Linked DNA regions of Homo sapiens: region 1 is linked to region 2. The links are chromatin loops, found by intact Hi-C in ENCODE. Cell type or tissue: gastrocnemius medialis. All regions are shown on one strand.

What was found. Peaks named below come from ENCODE experiments on the same cell type or tissue, not always from the same donor. Only the 100,000 strongest peaks of a DNase experiment are listed, where the experiment ranks them.
Region 1: a loop joins it to region 2, with 2.8 times the contacts of the local background. A loop is called at or near these places in 6 of 110 quality-filtered maps.

The regions. Positions count from the first base shown.
Region 1 is chr16:17,341,872-17,349,871 of GRCh38, reverse strand. The region is part of intron 2 of XYLT1 (xylosyltransferase 1); the gene reads left to right. Among named protein-coding and RNA genes, the nearest start is that of XYLT1, 130 kb to the left of the region's middle. RefSeq lists enhancers at 2,203-2,292, 3,761-4,262. In gastrocnemius medialis, no CTCF peak of the experiment used is centred here; DNase peaks (open chromatin) are centred at 4,651 and 6,001.
Region 2 is chr16:17,262,223-17,270,222 of GRCh38, reverse strand. The region is part of intron 2 of XYLT1 (xylosyltransferase 1); the gene reads left to right. Among named protein-coding and RNA genes, the nearest start is that of XYLT1, 200 kb to the left of the region's middle. RefSeq lists an enhancer at 3,034-3,905. In gastrocnemius medialis, no CTCF peak of the experiment used is centred here; a DNase peak (open chromatin) is centred at 3,452.

The DNA of each region.
Region 1 (8,000 bases), 80 kb before region 2:
TCAATAATGATTACATACACTGAATAGATGTTTCATTGAGATGGGAACTGTACATTGGACATGCATTCATAAATTTAGCACTTTTATGTAACATGAATTAAGCATTTATACTGCATGCGAGTCCCTCTTCTAAATTAAGTTCTTTACATGGATTTGCTCATTTGCATTTCACAACTATCTCTTATGGGAAGTATTACTGTCATCCCCGTTTTACAGATGAGAAACTGAGGCGCAAAGAGGTTAAGTTACTTGCCCAACAGGTAGCAAAGGCAGCAAGATTTGAACCTAGCAGTTTAGCTTTCATATATTGGGAAATAACCCTGGGAGTTACTAACCTTAACCCCATTTTACAGAGGAGCCTGCTAAAGCCAGAGAGACCAAGTTTCCTTTTAAAAGTTGTACGGTCAGTAGGTGATAGAATCTAAACTAGAGCCAGGTGACAAATGAAATCTGTCTCCTTCCCTGCTATGTTACAAGATAGGTAGAGATATCAATAAGATATAGAAGGAGATTAGAGATTAGATCTAGACAGATTTGACACAAAGAATTGACATAGAGATTTGATATCTATTTATTGATACAGAGATTTGATATGTATTAGATGTGGATATAGATTAGATCTTGCTTGCTATAGATCACTCACTTGGCAATCCAGAGCACATGGGCTTGGAAACATCTGTCCATACAGAGTGGATTCTAGGATGAGTAGCTGAAGCCCCAGGCTGTGGCACGGTTTGCCCTGCAGACGGTGAGCACAGCAGTGGCACCTTGAGGAGGCCATACTCACATTTCCCTTCCAGCACACGCATCTTCTCTCAGGGCACCCCCACCGCCATTGACTTCAAGCACTGAGGCAGAAGCCCGTGGTGCTGCCACTGAGCAACAAGGCAGTGTGGCTGGTTTTGCATTGACTTACGAGCCGGAGGCTCAGCGAGGAGGCATCACTAACATTTGGCATAAATAGCACACGCACCAAGATCTTTGAAGCTGAAGCGATCTTCTCCATGGGGTTTTGGGGCAGGGCTGTGCATACTGCGGAGCTTAAAAGAGAAGGTTTCGATGCTAGAATGTTCAGGCTGGGTTTGCAGGTTCTAGTTAATGGAATCATTCAATGAAGAAAATTGCTTTCACAAAAGATAGCAGCACGAGGGAGGTCCAGGTGTATGAGGGATGTAAAAATCCGTAGACAAGGCCCAAACTTGGGGAACGTGAGAGCTGGAGGGGTGATTGCATGTTTTCTATGTGCCTGGGATGTTGCTCAACACTTTATATGCGTGACCTCGTTTCCTCATAACAACATCCCTTGGCGAAGGTGCTCTCACACCCTTCCTTTGCAAGTGAAGACACTGAGGCATGGAGAGGCTCAGTCCCTGGTCCAAGACCACAGAGTTTGGGAGTGGCATTGAGAGGGCCCACACTTAGGCCTCCCTCTTCTGCAGTGCTGGCTGTGACTCCCATACCTTAGGGCCTGTTGGGTTCCATCTTTATACTTGACATGGAAGGAAACCAGGACCCAGAGCTGCTGAACAATTTGCCCAGTCGTTCAGCAGCTCAGTAGCAAACCAGGATTCCTCTGCTGCTCAGGGATAGTGGGAGGTGGAGGCTCAGCGTGGAAGATCCACAGCCCCGCACGCCCTCTTTGTGCCTCCTCCTGCTGTCTCCATGTTGGGTGTTAGCAAGATGAAACATGTTGGGTGTCTTCTTCCCCCGCAAGCCCCAGCCCCAGATCCACTCTCCACCCCTCTCCTTTCTTCTCTGGGCCTCCAGAGGCTAACCTTGATGGGTTTCATCAGCAAGGACTTTTCTTTGCTTTGGCCAAGTAGAGGAACTGGTAGGAGATAGGAAGGTGGGAAGAGATGAGATGAGGGTTTCCATGGGTTGGCTGTGTCTGTACCCCTAGCAAGGCCACAGCTGCTGTGGGGCTGCCCTCTCCCGTGGCTGCAGCTACTGTCTCCGTGGTCCAGGAACACCACTCCCTCCCCTTCAGGCCCCAGGGTGGTGACAGCTCCTGGCTGTGGCCAGCCCTGGTGCATAGCACCTCCCTTGTTAGTTTTCCTTATAAAGAATCTCTTTGTACAGTCTCTTCAGTTTGGAGAGTAACATCTCTTTCCTTCAGGGACCCTGACCGGGCCCCCGCCTCGCTGGCTCAGCACTGCCAATGGGACTTGCCATGGGGAGTCACTGTCATCTTGTGTCATGTTTTGATTAAAGGAGAGGGTCTTCCAGTGGAGGAGAGGTCCCAGAATGGAGACCATGGGACAGTGAAGCTCTTGAAACTGAATGCCCAACGGTGGATTGTACGAGCTCTTTTTTTAGAGAGAAGATCATAGCTGTCATTCTATTTGTGAAAACTGTCCCCCAAAACTGAGCCAAAAATAAACATTCTAAACAGTCTCATGCTAAATAAAGCACCAGAGAAGCCACATGTGTGAGAAGAGATGCCCCAGGCAGGGTCAGCTTGGAGTATTCTCATTCATTCATACTCCTCTGTCTGTCCCAAGTTGGTAAAGGCATTCTTCAGTGGGGAGGGACTAAGGCCTAGGGCATGGTGGGGTGGGGAGAGGCGGGGGACAGGCCTTCAGCTCCTTCCGGTAGCCCCCAGAGCAGACAGACAGACAGAGAAGACAGGTTATTTCTGCCTGCAAGCAAGGCCTTCACAAAATCACTTTTTCTTGGTTCTCGGTCACACCTCCAGGAAATGTTAACTGTCCTAGTATTTGAATCTAATTTCTTAGAAATGCCGCCACCTCTGGTTTGTACCTCTGAGAGCCAACAGGGAGGGCCAGCGCGTAGCTGCTTCTCCAGACCAGGTGGTCCTGCAGGAGGGAGTAGCAGTGGGGCTACCCCGGCTCCCCCCTCAATGTGATCTTCCCCGCTGCCTTCAACTGCCTTTCTGAAAAAGAGTATCTTATTAATAATAACCCCGTTCTCATTTTCTTCTGGGAACTGTAGCTCATTTTTTCCACTGAACAAAAGAGAACTGGGTGGAAAGCTGAAGTTAGCTGTGGTGCAGGTGCCAGATGGGTGGGGTCGAGGACAGAAATGCAGTTTTATTGTCCTGAGAAGGAAAAACCCAGCCAGCTCAATGCTAGAAGAAGGAACTTCCAGCTATAAAACGGGCTCAAAGAGAGTTCTTGGTCAGATGACCAGTCTCCACGTTCACTGGCCCAGTTAGAATCAGGCACCAGTTATGGGAGCAGGAGGTGACTTTCTCATTTCATGGCCCTGGACTCAAAGTTGTGCCATGGGCCTCCTCGTGGCCATCTCTGACCTGCACATGGGTTGCCTTTGGCCTCAGGAAGATTTTTAAATTTTTTAAATTTTTAGAGAGGGGAAGAGTGGGGTTGGAAGATTTTTGAAAAACTGATAGGTAAAACCACTCTGAGCTGCTGGATGTCCATGACTGGTGACCACCAGCTGCCCCTTTGCATGGGGCCTCGGGATGGGGTCACTGGTTCATAGAAGTCCCCACCTGGCCTGCTGCGTTCATTCACCTCAGTGACAGTCCCCTGGGTATTGTTTGTCCTGTCCCCTGCACACTCAGGACTCTGGATCCTCCTAGGGTCTCACCTGCAAAGTGGACAAGGGCAGTCTGGACCTGGTAACCCCAAGCAGCCCCTTGGGGAGGTGAGAACGGGCCTCGTGGGGGCAGGTCATGGTCTATGCAGCAGACCCCCTGGCTCACCACTTAGCTGCTGTGAGACCTTCCACACGCCAGCGATCCCTTTGTGCCTCAGTTTCTTTAAAAAATGGTCAGAGTAGGCCGGGCTCGGTGGCTCACGCCTGTAATCCCAGCACTTTGGGAGGCCAAGGCAGGTGGATCACCTGGGGTCAGGTGTTCAAGACCAGCCTGACCAACATGGCGAGACCCCGTCTTTACTAAAAATACAAAAATTAGCCACGTGTGGTGGCACACGCCTATAATCCCAGCTACTCGGGAGGCTGAGGCAGGAGAATCACTTGAACCCAGGAAATGGAGGTTGCAGTGAGCCGAGATCAAGCCACTGTACTCCACCATGGGTGACAGAGCGAGACTCTCTCTCAAAAATAATAATAATAAATAAAAACGGTTGAAGTAACAGCAGTAGCCACCTCCTAGACTTGTTGGGATGATCAGATGGGTTAACGTGCATTAAGCAACAGAACAGTGCCTGGCACCTAAGCACTTAGTATTACTTTCATAGTCCTACGTTTGAATCCCAACTCTTTCACTTGCTCAGTGCATCACCTTTGAGAAAGGCTTTTAGCTTCTGAGCTTCAGCTTCCCAACTAGTTAAAGCAGCCATGAGGACTGCTAAGAGGATAAGCTGGAGACACCCTCTTGTCACTTGTGAATGCAAGCTGCGTCACCCCCTGCCTTTTCTCTCTTGTGGAAGTAGCAGGCTTGGGGAGCAGAGGCTCTCCAGCCTCCGTGCCTCCATGCACTGCCTCCTGCATCCCTGTGCCACAGAGAGGGCAAAGACTTTGGCATTCTCTGCAGGGATTTGCTTTGTGCCTTCTCTGGAATGTTCCTCCTCCTCTGTTTAGGTAGCTGGTTTCCTCTTTACAGAGAGGGAAGCAGCACGAGTTGAAATACCAGGATGTTTTTGGCAGCCAAACTAGGTGCTTGTCTCAAGAGCAAGCTGGGACATTTTTTGCCTGCGTGCAGTTCAGAGATGAACTGTGTCGTCACCACATGAGTGAAGCCCAGAACTGCCTGGATGACGAGTGGTCAGAGTAGCAGAGGCTGAGACATCTTCTAAGGAAATAAAAACGGGCCAACAGCTGGCCCCTTGGGTCTCACCTCTGCCACCCACAGGCTGAGGAAGCTCCTTTTCTGGCCTGGGGTATGTTCAGACATGGCCAGGTAGTGGACTTGCCTGTGTTAGGCCGGGCGCAGTGGCTCACGCCTATGTATAATCCTAGAACTTTGGGAGGCTGAGGCAGGCAGATCACTTGAGGCCAGGAGTTTGAGACCAGCCTGGCCAACATGGTGAAACACCGTCTCTACTAAAAATATAAAAATTAGCCAAGCGTGGTGGCGCATGCTTGTAGTCCCAGCTACTCGGGAGGCTGAGGCAGGAGAATCACTTGAATCCGGAAGGCAGAGGTTGCAGTGAGCCAAGATCACCACACTGCACTCCAGCTTGGGTGACAGAGACCTGTCTCAAAAAAAAAAAAAGAATCCTTAGACAGTTGGCTGCGAAGACACATCTCAAAAGCCCCAAGGTGTACCAGATCTTATCAACCCCATTCTTTTGCCTCCAGCCTCACTACAGTGCTTAAGGGACTCCCTTCCCCAGGGCAACCTTGTTTACCCTGTGGACTGACTAACCTGGGGTCACTTGATCTGGGCACTACTGACATTTGGGACAGGATTATTCTTTTTTTTTTTTTTTTGAGATGGAGTCTCCTTCTGTCACCCAGGATGGAGTGCAATGGCGTGATCTCGGCTCACTGCAAGCTCCACCTCCCGGGTTCGTGCCATTCTCCTGCCTCAGCCTCCTGAGTAGCTGGGACTACAGGCGCCCGCCACCACGCCCGGCTAATTTTTTTTTTTTTTTTGTATTTTTTAGTAGAGACGGGGTTTCACCGTGTTAGCCAGGATGGTCTCAATCTCCTGACCTCGTGATCCGCCCGCCTTGGCCTCCCAAAGTGCTGGGATTACAGGCACCCGGCCTGGGACAGGATTATTCTTTGTTGTGAGGCTGTTCTCTGCATTGTAGAATGTTTAGCAGCATCTCTGGCATGTACACACTAGATTTTAATGACACTCCCTCCTCCAGTTGTCTCACAAATGTCTCTGGACATTGCCGAATATCTCTGGGGAGCAAAAGCACCCCTGAGCTGAAAACCACGGTCCTAACCAAGTATGGGTAGCAGAGAATGTGTAAAAATCAACACCCGTTGACTGTAATGAGACGGAGCTGGTGACGTTTAGGTGAAGTCTGCTGGTTGAACGCCTCCCTGTAAATGTCATTGGGCTTTAATTTTTTGCTTCCAAGTGACCTCATGTGACCTGGAGTTACAAACAAGATAGCATGTGCCAAGTGTTTCACTGTGGGTGTGATGAGGTACGGAAGAACGCTCTCTTGATTCCTCTTCTCATTTAAAAAGCCAAGCACACTGGGTATGGTGGCTCATGCCTGTAATGCCAACACTTTGGGAAGCCAAGGTGGAAGGATTGCCTGAGGCCAGGAGTTTGAGACTAGCCCGAACAATATAACAAGACCATCTCTACAAAAAAATAAAACATAATCTGCGTGTAGTGGCCCGTGCTTTTAGTCCCAGCTACTCGGGAGGCTGAGGTGGGAGGATCACTTGAGGCCAGGAGATGGAGGTTGCAGTGAGCTGTGATTGCGCTACTGCACTCCAGCCTGGGTGATAGAGCGAGATCCTGTCTCAAATTATTCTTTTTTTTCATTTTAAAACTAAAACGCCAGCACAACCTTGAGGCACAAAAGGATGTAGGGCCTCCAGCTCACATCTGGGGGATGGAGACCCCAAGCCCACCTATGCCTGAGTCGCTGTTGATGCAGCAGGCACTGGGTGCCGTGAAGCAAGAGGAGTTCGTGGCACAATCCCGGAGGCCTGTCCCCTGAAAGACCGCAGGGAGACGGTTTTCAGATCTGCAGTAGTTTGGCTGTCACAGGAGATTGTGGGTTTGCCTGACACCCGAAAATAGTCTGTGGCTTCAGGGGCTGACGTTGTAACATGTTCAACCCTTGCTGGCATTTACTCCCTGGACTCTGTGAAAGGGTCCTGTGTGCAGAGCAGCTGCCTGAGACAACCAGGCTGCTGTGTGCCATGTTGGCCGTGAGGTGTTTACGTGTTACTTTCTTGTTGGGTGTTCCACCCTGTTCTCTGCGGGCAGCTGTGACTGGAAACATGTTTTTTCAAAATTTATGTTTTGTTTTTATAAACATTTTTCTTTAGGGACTCGAAGTTTTTTTCTGGATTTGCTTTTCATCATCGCAATTATCAATAGCATATCATATTATCATGTGATAATATTGATCAGTGTATTCAATAAATATGTGTTGAGTGCCTACTACGTTCTGGATACTGTTTTAGGAGCTGGAGATACAACAGCCAACATGACAGAAATTCTTACTCTTCTGAGCACACATTCTATACAGGTAGTAAATGAGAAACGCATGTGTTTTTTTTTGAGACAGGGTCTCTCTCTGTTGCCCAGGCTGGAGTGCAATGGTGCGATCTCGGCTCACTGCAACCTCCGTCTCCCGGGTTCCAGCGATTCTCCTGCCTCAGCCTCCTGGGTAGCTGGGATTACAGGCACGCGCCACCTCGCCCAACTAATTTTTGTACTTTTAGTAGAGATGGGGTTTCACCATGTTGGCCCGGCTGGTCTCGAACTCCCAACCTCATGGGATCTGCCTGTCTCGGCCTCCCAAAGTGCTGGGATTACAGGCATGAGCCGCCACGCCCAACCGAGAAATGCATGTTGATATGTCATGTCAGATGGCGATGAGAGCATGGGAGAGCAAAGCAGGGGAGGACTGTGGGCTAGGTAAGGCCAGTTGGAGATAGGTTGCCCTTTTCCTTTGGTGGAGACAATTCCATGCAGCAGTGTTTGAGCAAAGATCTCAAAAGCATGAGTGGTGGAGCTCTGCAGAAAGAGGAAGGAACAGGAGCAGCCAGGGCAAAGGCCCTGAGATAGAATGTGGTTGGTGTGTTGGTTGCCAGCAGAGCCTGGTGTGGCTAGAACAGCATGAGTAAGGGAGAGAGGGGCGGTGGAGGTGAAGCTAGATCATTAGAACCTTGGGAAACTTAGAAGGGTCCTTGCTTCACTCCACACTGGGAAGTCTTCAGAGGATTTTAAACAGAGGAATGACATGGCCTTGCCTTGGAAAATGGGATTGGTGGCTGCCCTGCTGAAAATGTACTGTAATGGGTCAAGGGCAAGAACAGGGAGATGGGTGAGGGGGAAGGATGTTGTAATCTGTTAGGGGACATGCAGGGGTGGTTTGGACCAGAGTGTTAATAGTGAAAGCCAAAAG
Region 2 (8,000 bases):
AGGGCACATTTAATCAGTAATGCCTGTTGCAATAGGAAAAGCATCCAGCATGGAACTGAACTCAACTTGGATTTGTTCAGAGGTGACTGGGTGTTTTAAAGAGAGAAGGAAGCAGAGTGCGGTGGCCCACGCCTGTAATCCCAGCACTTTGGGAGGCCAAGGCAGGTGGATCACGAGGTCAGGAGTTCGAGACCAGCCTGACCAACATGGTGAAATCCCATCTCTACTAAAAATACAAAAAAAATTAGCTGGGCATTGTGGCACACGCCTGTAATTCCAGCTACTCAGGAGGCTGAGGCAGGAGAATTGCTTGAACCCGGGAGGCGGAGGTTGCACTGAGCAGAGATCATGCCATTGCACTCCAGCCTAGGCAACAGAGGGAGACTCCATCTCAAAATAATGATAATAATAATAATAATAATAATAATAAAGGGAGAAGGAGAGAGGTGGGAGGGAGGGAAGGGAGATGAGCTCAGTGGACTCAGGGAAGTGAAGAATTACCAAAAGCAGGAAGGGAGGGTTGGTCTATGTGTGACTCAAATGGGTTTGCTAACTGCTGTTTATGAAGTGTGGCTCCTGCTCTCTTACAGAGGCTGGGAGATGATGCCCTGTCTAGAGGTGTTAGCTGGAACAAACAGTAAATTATTTTGGCAGCCTTGAGTTTTCTAAAGCAGTCACTTTAAGCAGGAGCTGGGGTCATCCCAGGGATGTTGCCTTGAGCTGTGAGAAACTATGTTAGTGTTTCAGGCCAGGCGTGGTAGCTCACGCTTGTAATCTCAGCACTTTAGGAAGCCAAGGATTGCCTGAGCCTAGGAGTTTGAGACCAGCCTAGGCAACATAGCAAGGTCCTGTCTCTACAAAAAATTTAAAAAGCTGGGTATAGTGGTGAAAGCCTGTGTAGTCCCAGCTACTCAGGAGGCTGAGGCAGGAGGATCGCTTGAGGTCAGGAGGTTGAGGCTGCAGTGAGTCGTGATCATACCACTGTACTCCAGCCTGGGGAACAAAATGAGACCCTGTCTCAAAAAATAAATAAATAAAAAAGAAAGAAAGAAAGAAAAAGAAAAACAACGTTAGCATTTCATTCAAGTCTTTATAGGTAAAGCTGAGAGGCCCAGTAGAAAAAGGGGGCAGAGGAGGCTGACTAGAGTTTGATCAAGGACTAACTCTTGACAGCAGGTCATTCTTCCTCCCTGAGGATGATTCAGGACTTGAGGGGCCTGGGTTCCTCTCTCTATAGGAAAGTATTTATCGGCTGGGCGCAGTGGCTCACGCCTGTAATTCCAGCACTTTGGGAGGCCAAGGCAGGCAGATCACCTGAAGTCAGGAGTTTGAGACCAGCCTGGCCAACATGGTGAAACCCTGTCTATACTAAAAATACAAAAATTAGTCGGGCATGGTGGCGGGCACCTGTAATCCGTGCTACTTGGGAAGCTGAGACAAGAGAATCGCTTGAACCCGGGAAGCGGAGGTTGCGGTGAGCCGAGATTGCACCACTGTACTCCAGCCTGGGCAACAAAGAGCGAAACTCCGTCTCAGAAAAAAAAAAAAAAAAAAAGTATTTATCACTCAACTTCGATTTCTATCTGTTCTGTGTGTGTGTATTGTGTATGGAAGTAAAATACAAATCAAAAGGCTTGGCATGTAGCAAAACAGCCTACATAAAAGAATCCTAAACTTTTAATTTTAATAATCAGTAAATATTTCTGATTGTACTTATGTATTATGTCAGTAGTTCTCAAACTTGGTCTCAGGATTGCTGTATAGTCTCAAACATTATTGAGGAACACCAAAGAGCTTTGGCTTAGGTAGGTGCTATCAATTACTTCCTATATAGTAATATTTAAACTAAGGCATTCTTAAAATGTTTATTAATTCACTTAAAAACAGTCATAATAACCTATTACTTGTGTATATAAAATATATTTATGAAAAGTATGCATATTTTTCCCCAACGAAAACAAATTTAGGAAGAAGGGAGGCACTGTTTTACATTTTTTGCAAATCTCTGTAACACCTGGCTTAATAGAAGATAGCTAGATTCTCACATTTGCTTCTGATTTCTGATGCAGTATGACGTGCAGTGGAGTTTCTGGAAAACTCCACTGTACACTCATGAGAGAGTAAGCGAGAAAGGAAAATAATGTCTTTATATTATCGTGAAAATAGTTTGTCATTAAAGATCCCCTGAGAAGGCCTCAGGGACCCCCAACAGTTCCCAGACCACACTTTAAGAACCACTTTAAGTCACCATTGCAATCATTAATTCTATTTTAATAAATTATACCTAATATTTATTAAGTTCTAGGTATTAAGTGTTTTAAATTCATTGACTCTTAATTCTCATAACAGCCTCATTAGATTGGGTACTCATTATTGTCCCCATTTTACAGAGAAGGAAACTGAGGCAGACAAAGTTAGGCACTGTGCCCTGGGCCACACAGTGAGCAAAGGCCAGGGTCCAGATTTCAACCCACTGTGCCTCAACACTCTGCCTTTCCAAAAAGTCTCAGTCTTGGCCGGGCGTGGTGGCTCACGCCTGTAATCCCAGCACTTTGGGAGGCTGAGGCGGGCGGATCATGAGGTCAGGAGATTGAGACCATCCTGGCTAACATGGTGAAACCCCGTCTCTACTAAAAAATACAAAAAATATTAGCCGGGCTTGGTGGCGGGCGCCTGTAGTCCCAGCTACTCGGGAGGCTGAGGCAGGAGAATGGCGTGAACCCGGGAGGCGGAGCTTGCGATGAGCGTGATCGCACCACTGCACTCCAGCCTGGGCGACAGAGCGAGACTCCGTCTCAAACAAACAAACAAAAGACTCAGACTTGCTCATCAAGTGACAAGGCGCTAGCTTAAAATATCATCCTGCTGCCACTTGAGTGCTTAACATGTATCAAGCCTCTCACCCAATGTTGTTTTGTTAAATAGAATTATATGTGCATGACATATTAGTTAATCCCCACCTTACATTTGCAAAGTAGGTCTTCTTACCCCCTTCTTTTGTAGATGAGAAAAATGAGGCTCTGAGAGGTTAAACCTCTTGCCCTCCGTCTCAGAGTTAAGGAGCAGAGACTGGATTCCAACCCAGCCCTATCAGTCTCACTCCTTCCTGCCTCACCCTGTGCTGTTTTGCATCCCATTAACATGATGCTACATTGCAAAGGGCTTTTTACTTAGGGTTCTGTTAAAGCAGGGCCTGCCTGCGTCCAGCGTGGTCCACGGGTTTCTAAGTGCTGGCCAGCCACCTTTTGTGCATGCAGATGAGCTGGACGAGGGGCCTCTGTTAGGTCTATTTGCATTGGCAGCCTGGGTAATTGCATGTTCTAATTGGTACAGCCACACACACTGTGCTTCCACCGTTCGCCTACCCTGGCACGGAGGTCCTTTTGGAAGCAGGTGCAGGCCTCTCCCTGTTTGTCCCTCCCAGTGGCCTTGGTAGCCTTGGTGATTGGAACGAAGCCTCGGACACTGAGTTCAACACCAAATAACTACCCAGCCGGCTGTGCGTGCACATGGCACAAAAGGAAGCCGTAAACTGATCACGATGAGCGGGTGGGCCAGGCGCCCTCATGTGTGAGCAGTGCACCTGGCTGGGGTTTCCCTTTGGCCCTGTCCCTATTCCTAATAGCTGCGGAGAGGCAGTGGGGTATTGAAAGGCATGACCTCCAGACCTAGACAGCCTGGGTTCAAATCCTGGCTCCTCTGTTTCCTAGGTGTGTGGACTTAGTCATTTAACCTCCCTGAACCTTAATGTTCCAATCTGAAAAATGGGTAGAAAATATAGCGTCTTCTTTATCAGCTCATCATGGAGATTAAATGAGTTAGTACATGCAACAGGCTTGGAACGGAACCTAAGACATACGTGTTTCTTAAGCACTTTGGACGTGTCAGGCACTATCTTCTATGCTTGATCGATTCAGTCCCTGGGAAGTAGGTGCCATCTTCGGCTCTCTGGGATGGATGAGGAAACTGAGGCAAAGAGAGGCGAAATGTTCTGTCCCAGCTTGAAGAACCCCAGCAAATGGAGAAGGGAGGAATCAAACTCACTTCTTCCTGAGTCCAGACCTCTGAATCTCAGTGTGCTGCTATAGACGATAATAGAGGGATAGGGCTGCAGACGGGATGCGCTTTGAAGCTTCCATTTTGTCCTCAGTTCCTGGTCTCTTAAGGTCCATCGAATTGTTTTAATGAGCTGAAGTGGCAGAATTTTGTTCATTGAATATATTGATTAATAACTAACTCAGAATGGTTAGTAACACACATTCGGGACACATCATTTTACAGATAAGAAAATTGGACATCAGCTAATGCAATACTAGTACCCAGGTCTTCTCCTACATAAACAATAAGAGCAAAGGTGGATAGTTTAAAAATCACGGCAACCCACCCCCACCCCTCAGAAATGGGAGCAAGGGGCCAGGATTCAGTAGACTAAGTATTGATTCATCCTGAACCAAGAGAACCTGGGAAAAATGGAAACAGACCCACGTGTCTTTGCAGCAGCAGCGTGGGTCAGGTAACCTGCTTCTCGGAGCCATATTATGTTTAGCATATTTCTACCTGATTGAAATTGACTCTAAACATGCCCAAGGTTGAATGGGAATGGAGGACATTATTGCATTTAATTATTTCTCCAGAATAAAAATGGATTCTAGCAGCAGCTTAGAGGTAAGGCAACAGCAGAGCAATTAGAGTTTTGGAGCTTGCACACAAACATTTGAATGTGCAATCATTGTAATAAGTACATTAAAATAAAGTAAGTCAAAGGGTTGCATTAGCATAAATAACTCAAGGTGAGAGAGTTGGATTGATGAAGAGTAGAGAAGATGATGCCAGTTGATCACAATTGCGAAATAATAACCCATCTGTCCTCTAGGCAGAGACTGTCAGGGGAGAGAGAGTGTTAATTGGTAGAGTTCCCCAGTCTGGTTTACTGCTCATTCTTCTTCCAGCTTTGTGTGGTGGGCATATTCTAGTAGTTTTACATACACTCTTCCTCACTGAATTACCCAAGAGGTGAGGTGTTGTTTGTTTGTTTTGAGACAGAGTCTCACTCTGTCACCCAGGCTGCAGTGCAGGGCACGATCTTGGCTCACTGCAACCTCCATCTCCTGGGTTCAAGCGATTCTCCTGCCTCAGCCTCCTGAGTAGCTGGGACTACAGGTGCGTGCCACCACGCCCAGCTAATTTTTTGTATTTTTAGTAGAGACGGGGTTTCACAGTGTTAGCCAGGATGGTCTCGATCTCCGGACTTCATGATCCGACCGCCTCAGCCTCCCAAAGTGCTGGGATTACAGGTGTGAGCCACTGTGCCCGGCCTGAGATGGATATTATTATCATCCCCATGGATACCAAGGTGTTATCATCCCAATGTTTTAAATGAGGAAACTGAGACACAGAGAGTTTGAATCACTTCATTACTAGCAGTGTAGCCTCGGTCAAGTTATTTAACCTCTCTCTATGTTAGTTTCCTCCTCTTAAGGAGTACTAATACTGTCTGTTTTGGTGAGTTTTCAAGAAGATTCAAAGGACACAGAGCATGGGCCACTTGGGTGCTGGGCATATGATGGTTATTTTTTATGGGTCTGCCTGGAGACCTCCCAAGATTGGTTTTGTGAAGGGAAGGGATCCTGGGTTTGGCTTTCTGGATCTTGAGTCTCCACAGAAAGGACAGAAAAGCCAAAATCTGTTTGCCCCTTGGCAGTCAGATGAAGAGTTAGGGGGAACATGAAGTGATATGTCATGTCCATCCTTGGATGGCTGGATAAAGAAAATGTGGCATATACACACAATGGATGTTAGCTTCAAAAAGAAGAAAATCCTGCAACATACAGCAACATGGATGAACTCTGAGGACATTATGCTAACTGAAAGAAACCAGTCACAGAAGGACAGATAGTACACGTGTTTATTCTGCTTCTATCAGCTATCGAAAATAGTCCGAATCCTAGAACCAGAGAGTGAAGTAGTAGTTGCCAGGAGTTGGGGGATTGGGGAGGAGCATGGGGAGTTGCTGATGGACAGGCATAACATCTCAATCATGCATGCACAATGAAGAAGCCATAGAGACCTGCTGTGCAGTACTATAGCCAACAATATAGTAGTACATGCAACAATATACAACAATTTGCTGTATGTTGCATATAGTACTATAGTGTTGACTATAGCTGCATAGTCAACAATAATACACACTTAAAAATTGGTTCAGAGGGTAGATCTCATGTTAAGTGTTATTATCATAGTAGTCCCAGCACTTTTGGAGGTTGATGTGGGTGGATCACCTGAGGTCAGGAGTTCGAGACCAGCCTGGCCAACATGGTGAAAACCCGTCTCTACTAAAAATACAAAAATTAGCCGGGCGTGGTAGCACACACCTGTAATCCCAGCTACTCAGGAGGCTGAGGCAGGAGAATCACTTGAACCTGGGAGGCGGAGGTTACAGTGAGCCAAGATGGCGCCGTTGCACTCCAGCCTAGGTGACAAGAGTGAAACTCCATCTCAAAAAAGAAAAGAAAAGAAAAAAATGAATTGAAGGGGGGAAGCCAGAGAGAACGCCGCAGTCACTATAGAAAATGACAGTGACTCTGAGGGACAGAAATTCTCAGGCCTCCAATTCTCGCTGACTGCGCCTCTCTCTGACTTTTCTGGAAGCGATCTAGTATCTGTGAGCCCTTTTGTTCCAGAAGACAAAATATTTTCCTTCCCTCTTATACTCAAATCTTTTGGGTTCCCATGGCAGCTGAGTAGCATCTGGGGCCAGGCAGAAGTTCACAGGGCCACCACAAGCTAATCATCGCCATTGTGGTGGCCTGTCTTGAGTAGAGAGCGGGTATTAATCATGAGTCCCATCAGAATCAATGGTGGTGCCTCTTCCTGATATTACACATTAGCCAGAGGAATTGGCCATTCTCTGATTGTCAGATTAGCTTCATTGGCCGTGGGGGGTGGAGGGAGATGATCGCAGTGTTTTCTGTCTGGTTTTGCTTGGCAAAGTTCAGCCAGAAAGTGATGGAGAACAGGAGCTTTTGAAATGGGGGTTTGTGGAGGTTTTCTGTTGTGTGGCGGGGAAACTTGCTGATAACAAGGAAAGAGAAGGGCCCCAGAATGACACTTAGGATATGTCTGAAGAGAGAAAACGAAGATGTCCATCAGGGCAGTAGCTCTTCTGGCTTACTCCCTGCCCTTTAGACATTTCTAGAAACTTCTAGAAAATGGGCTTAGGGACAGAATTTAAATTTATGTTCTTGGAGCATGGGAGTCGTCAATAGATGTTTCTGTCTGTTGGAGGGAGAAAAAAATTGGCTCCTGTACCTGACTCAGCTCAAAGGAAGAAAGGAGATCAGGTTAGCTCCTGGATTAATCGGGATGAGTTAGACCATGCTACAGTAACACAGATCCCCCAAATCTCAGTGACTCAAAGCAGCAGGGGTCAATTTCTGCACACTGAGGGTTGGTAGAGTCTCTACTCCACATGGGCCTCACTCAGGGATGCATGACCTCCACCAGCAGGAGTGTGGCTGGATATTGTGGTATCCAGGGAATGACACCTTATGGGTTCCAGTCACTGCTCTTGGCCATAGCATGTTTCCTGTCTGTGCCTAATATACAAGGGATAGGGACATACAATCCTAACACATCCCTAGAAGGAATGGAACAGAAATGATTTTTCATAGCTTTATTGAATGCCACCCCTGCCCCATCAGCTCCATCCCGACAGACGCTAATATGAGCAAAGATGGTGATACCCATTATTCCACTGCAGGGGAACTGAATGCTTCTTGATTTACTTCTCAGCAAAACACAAGAGGCGTGATACAATAGCAGATTTTAGAATCAGGCAGATGCAAGTTCGCTGCCTCCCCAACATGAATTTGTGCAAATTACTCGACATCCCCAACCTTATTTTCCACCCTTTTCTGTAAGGTGGGCGAACAGTAGTGCCTACGTTGGAAATTATTTCCAGGAGTTAAGTGAGGTACTGCATCCAAGGGCTTAGCATGGCA